Linked DNA regions of Homo sapiens: region 2 is linked to region 1. The links are chromatin contacts, found by Hi-C in ENCODE. All regions are on one chromosome and are shown on one strand. Each heading gives the region's core, a stretch centred on a gene start or an enhancer-like site at or near the end of the contact. The rest is flanking DNA. Distances are from core to core; before and after follow the strand shown.

Region 1 (2,700 bases), core at 162-2,661:
ATTCAATAAGCATACTATTTTGAAATATTAAAGATAGATTTACACTCTACTTCTCATGCTTAAATAAACTAATATTGTTTTATAATAGCAAAAACACTGGGAAGAACTTAATCTCTAACAATATGGCACTAATTAAGTTCTTAAAACATACTTAGGGAGATGTCGAAGACAAATTAATATACGTAAAAGCTAATAGCAGAATACTAAATATAGTATTCTTTCTTTAGTATAAAACCAATCTATCTTATATATAGTAATATACGAGCAAAAAAACTTCAAAAACGATATGCAATGCACAGCATGATCTAAAACTAGGTGAAGTCAACATGTGGTTGAGGAGATCTTATTTGAAATTTTAAATTTTTTCCCACCAAGCATTATAGCACTTTAATGTTTGAAATAAAGAATACAGTTGGAAAAAAAAATAAAAGGAAATGTTTAGGACCTAGCAGTTAGATAGCAATTGAATTCAAGCCAAGTGTACAGATAGGAGTGTCTGAAATGGCTTTCCCTCTTACGATGATGATATATTTGGAAAGGTCCGGTGGGGTGTTTCTAAGGAAACTTAGCAGTGAAGTCCAAAACCATCATCTCCATCAAAAAAAGGGAGTAGGTCTCTGCGTTATGGGAAGATAAAAAGGGGAAGTGAATTGAATATTACATTAATAACAAAAGTAAACATCTTTGTTTAAAACAACAACAGTCCTGCAGCTATTAAATCTCAGCAGACAGAACCAGACGAGAACAGGACTAACTGCTCAGATAAGACCCTGCCAAGAGTGAAAGTATCAGCAAAAGGAAATGTATGCTAGTCTAAAACTCAATTAATTTCATCAAGGGTATCACTGAAAACAAATTATCATGTCCGATAACACAAAACCCTCACAAGCCAAAGGACACAGATAACACTCAAGTTCAAAGGCTTATAGTTTACTTTGTTTTTAGTAAGCTACATTTTCTCTAAACATAACAGGAATAATTAAAGGATGTTTCCTGTGCTGTTTCTGATATTAATTAAAGCTGTCCAGTGGTACCGATATGAGAACAATAGTGATAGAGCCAGCCAGTTTCATGTGAACTGCTTGTTGCAAATCAACTGAGGAGTTTGCTTTTTGGTATTAGCTCAATCTCACTTGTTCATGTTTGGAGTTACAGCAATGCAAAGTGCGTCCTTTTTCTTGACAATTGCCTTTCTATCTTCTTGTAGTGAGATTAGGAAATGAGCCAAGTGAAAGCTTGGTATCTGCACAAGCACAGATGGACATTGCTCTGTAGGTGGTTGAACTCTTTCCACAGTAGCCATTGGCTGGTGCACATCTGATTACCATTGTTTGGTCGCTCAAATGGGATTGTTTTTACTTTTGCTTTTTGATTTGTTAAAGAAAAATACAGAGTTGAGGAAACAGCTCAGGAATGAAGGCTGTGGCTCTGTGTTCTCACTCCCAAATATGACTCACATCTCTAATGAGGCTTGGGGCCAGTCACTTAACTCCTATGGCTCAATGTCTTTCTCTATAAAAAAAGAAATGGTAGCACCAAATGATCTGCAGTGGTGTTTTTGAAATTATCTAATGAGTGTAAAGGAATCTGAGAAAAAAATAAGGCAAAAGGAAAGATATATATCTTTATCTATAAAAGGGAAATAAAGATTGCTACATGATAAATTGTTGTCAAGGAAGAAAAACATCTCTAAGGGAGAGCTTTAAAAATAGAACAAATTTTTATTTCTCTGGGGTGGTCCTAAAGGATCTGAAGACACATATTGGAACTAGATAGTCTTACCAGGTCTCTTCCAGTCCTATGACTTCATAATGCCAAATCCTGAAAGATTGTCTATGTTATACCTACGAAAATAGACTTATCATTCTAGTCATTAAAGAACAAAAATGTGCCACAGTTCTTCTGTGTTTTACAAATTGAGCAAAACTGCTGAACTATGAAAAAAGTTTTAAATCTCAACTCCTATAGCTCTTACAAACCTCAGGGAAAGTTCTAAAATCTTAACTTATAAAAATGAATTTTAGCAAAGAAAATGGATTACCATATTTCAATTAAAATTCTAAAGGACCCCAAAGGCCTTGAGAAGAAAAGATACAAAAACTGCCTTCAAAAACTGAAAGCAGTAACAACAACAAAAAAAGCCAATAAAAAAATCCCACAATAAAATAATTTAATGAACATATGGATTTTTGCAACTGTTGAAGTTTGCTGCCAATTTTGTAGTTAATATTTCTGAAAGTCAGAATATGCTGATCACTACGTGTTTATAAAAACATTCTCAATAGTAAAGACAAAATATTGCACTTTGGCACATTTACTGAGCACATGGGCAATTATATCAGACTCTTACTTCACTCAAAAAGGAGAGTAAAGTAAAGGAGGAAGCCTCTCTTGTAGTTTTATGTGATCTGTTTCAATACCTTAGGACTCTTGATGTAAGGGCTTTCTGTATGAACAGCTCACCAACATAGAAACAAATGACAATAGTCCTTTAAGTATTTAGTAATTGTAAAAATATTTGGGAAGATAAAAACGTGGGATTTTTTGTGATATTTTCCAATGACAGCTGGAAATATGATTTTTCTTTACTTCAGGAAACTAAAACCTCTGGGATTTTTCAAATGTTTATTTTGGACAAAGACTATGAAAACATTCAGTATTTACCCTAGTGCCATTTGAAGCTCGTGTTTTGGGTCTGAG
Region 2 (2,700 bases), core at 55-2,554, 180 kb before region 1:
ACATGCAAGCTTTCTGCAGCCCACGCTGTACAGAAATAATTAAACAGTTTTTCTTAACCTCTTGAACTTTTCATTTATTATTGCCATCCATTATGTCTACCTTCTCAAATCGCAGAATCCCAAAACTGAGCTCTGGGGTCAAGGGTTTATTGTTTAATGGAGATAGAACATTTTGTAAATTGCACAAAGTCACAATGTTTATAATAGAAGCTTCTGGTGTACTGAATCTTTTCCATTTAACAAACAGTGAGCTTTGACATGTGTTCTTCCTACATAGCAAGAAATCTGGGGTAAGTGCAGTACTGGCATGAATGCATTACCAAATCCTTCCTGTAAACCAAGTGACATCTGCAGTCAAATAAAAACATTCCTTCCACCAAATACCAGGAAATTCTAAAAGTATCACTATTCTTCTAAGGTCATGCTAAAATGAAGTTTTGGCTTTTAGAACACAGAGTAAGGATGAAGAAGGCCAACATTTTTGTCCAATACACATTTGTTGCTACAAGTCCTTGGGGACAACCTCCTGTTTCAAATATGAACATGTGTATGGAGAATTATTCCTAGGATTTAACCTTCAAATGAAAAGTGTAAATATTTTAAGAAAATGTATTAATGTTAAAAAATATTTCTGTTGTCTTTGTTTTTGCTAGAATTTGTACTTTCCAGTCAGGAACGGATTTGCTTGAAACAAAGCAAACATCCTCAAAAATGTACCCAGCCAAAATAACCAATGTATAAATACTTAGGATTAACAAAATATGAATATTCTTCAGTAAAGAAACTTGACCAAGAATTGGAAGTCCTTGGGAAATAACAGAAAAAAAAGTCTTAAACCTAAATTTTTAACCCTTTGTGTTGGAGCTCTAATCAATATATTTAAAGGAAATAAATGTTTGTGCAACATATTCTCCTGCGTTTTTTGGGGGGGACTTAATATAAATTAATGCTAATATAAAACCTTTTGGACTATAAGTGTAGTTACTGAAAACCAATGTAAAAAGTGACATTCCATGAGTGATTACCATAACTATTTTCTTAAGTCTTCACAATTGTCTCACAGCACCGGATATATTTTTGGCTATTTTTTATGAGGTAAAAACACCTATAATACATACATTTTACATTTGTAATGGTTCAGGCAGCTTTCTCTGCAAAATTCTCCATTCCTGAACTTCCCTGGCAATGCTCACTTAATTTTTTTCTCACTGTCTAAGTTTCTAAAAGAATTGTGTAGTATTTAGTGTTTGCCTCAATGGACTCTTGCTTACTGTGGGCCAAGCAAGACCTCGCAGGATTCAGGCTCACCATTGCAAATTGGCCAGCAGGTGTCACTGTGGGTTTGGGTGGTAACCCAACTGACTACAGAAAAGAATGACTGATGAAGGGGAGTAATAAGAAAAGGAGAGAAAGGGAAATACAAAAGCAGGTTCTTAGAGGAAGAGAAAAGTGAATTAAAGATCGCTGATGTTTCCATAGACCTTTTCTCTAGGATTTCAGTGTTCTTTTGTACCACCTCCCTGGTTCTTGTTAGCCCAGATAGGAATTCACTTGCATAAGATCTGTTGATTCTGAGTTAGTCACTAAGGATAACTTCACTAAATAAAATAGCAACAGAGATGAGCAAAGTTGGGAAGAGCTGGATTCCTGCAGCCTGTTCCCGACTACTCAGGCCTTGCCTCTGGGCTTCGTTGCTGTACGTTTTTTTGAACCATAGGCCCCTTTGTTTAACCTCAGAAATGTACAAAGTCTCTCAGCTTTTAAATAGGTCATAGACTTGTGGCCCAGAATAAGATTTTGGCTATCCCTAACCGTTCAGTAGTAAAATAAATCCTACTGTTTCATTACTTAAAGGGGCATCTTGGCCTGGAAAGTTGGTCCTTGTATCTCTCAAAGATTTGGATTGCTCATTTTCAACAAAGCTAGCCTGTTCAAGTCACATCTCTTTCTGAGTGCATGGAATTTCTTAATAAATAAAATTTCAATTTGTAAAATTAACACATATTTCTTGAACACCTGTCAACTTTTAAGAATAGCTGGCCATAAAAACTCTCTGTACAACGAGGAATTCACAGATGGCCTAATTTGAATAACAGGCTATAAATTGATTTCTTTTTTGGCTTGATATGTGAAAACAGCATCCATATTGTTGGTGCAGAGAGCAGGCAGTTTGTTAAAAAAAAAAAAAAAAGGATGCATGACTTGACTTCTCCAAATAAGGCATAACGTGTGTGAAATATCTTAATTGTAGTCAAGTTCTGAAGAAAACAAAGCAGAAAAAGGCTTTAAAGAAAAACAGTAAGTTTTCTACCTTCTGGAGAACCTTTGTGCCACTGTAACAATTTTATTTTTTATTTTTATTTTATTTTATTTTTGAGATGGAGTCTTGCTCTGTCACCCAGGCTGGAGTGCAGTGGCACCATCTCAGTTCACTTCAGCCTCCGCTTCCCCGGCTCAAGTGATTCTCCTGCCTCAGTCTCCTGAGTAGCTGGGATTACAGGCGTGCACCACCATGCCTAGCTAATTTTTGTATTTTTAGTAGAGATGGGGTTTCACCATGTTGGCCAGGATGCACTGTAACACCTTAATGTCTTCTCTGTTCCATCTCACATCATGGACTACCATCACATGATGATGTCATGATACCTCATGGCTGGAGACTGGACCCAGGAGGGTTAGAAACAAAAGCAATTCCTCTGT

What was found. Hi-C counts contacts between places; a loop is a spot of excess contacts on that map. Pooled maps may share reads with other maps.
Region 2: a map of endothelial cell of umbilical vein shows a loop between it and region 1 (5-fold over the local background). The contact joins two enhancer-like sites. A Hi-C loop is called at or near these places in 2 of 168 maps with a recorded cell type or tissue (GM12878 and endothelial cell of umbilical vein), 6 of 37 single-sample maps with no recorded cell type and 7 of 50 pooled maps.

What each region holds. Positions count from the first base shown.
Region 1 is chr14:53,714,185-53,716,884 of GRCh38, forward strand. The region is part of intron 5 of LINC02331 (long intergenic non-protein coding RNA 2331); the gene reads right to left. All of the region lies in intron 3 of LOC105370504 (a long non-coding RNA gene), which reads left to right. Among named protein-coding and RNA genes, the nearest start is that of LINC02331, 140 kb to the right of the region's middle. Within about 2 kb of position 1,412, at least 3 of the 41 ENCODE cell types and tissues checked have a DNase peak (open chromatin) inside an H3K27ac peak, as active enhancers do.
Region 2 is chr14:53,538,352-53,541,051 of GRCh38, forward strand. The region is part of intron 2 of LOC105370504 (a long non-coding RNA gene); the gene reads left to right. Among named protein-coding and RNA genes, the nearest start is that of LINC02331, 310 kb to the right of the region's middle. Within about 2 kb of position 1,305, at least 3 of the 41 ENCODE cell types and tissues checked have a DNase peak (open chromatin) inside an H3K27ac peak, as active enhancers do.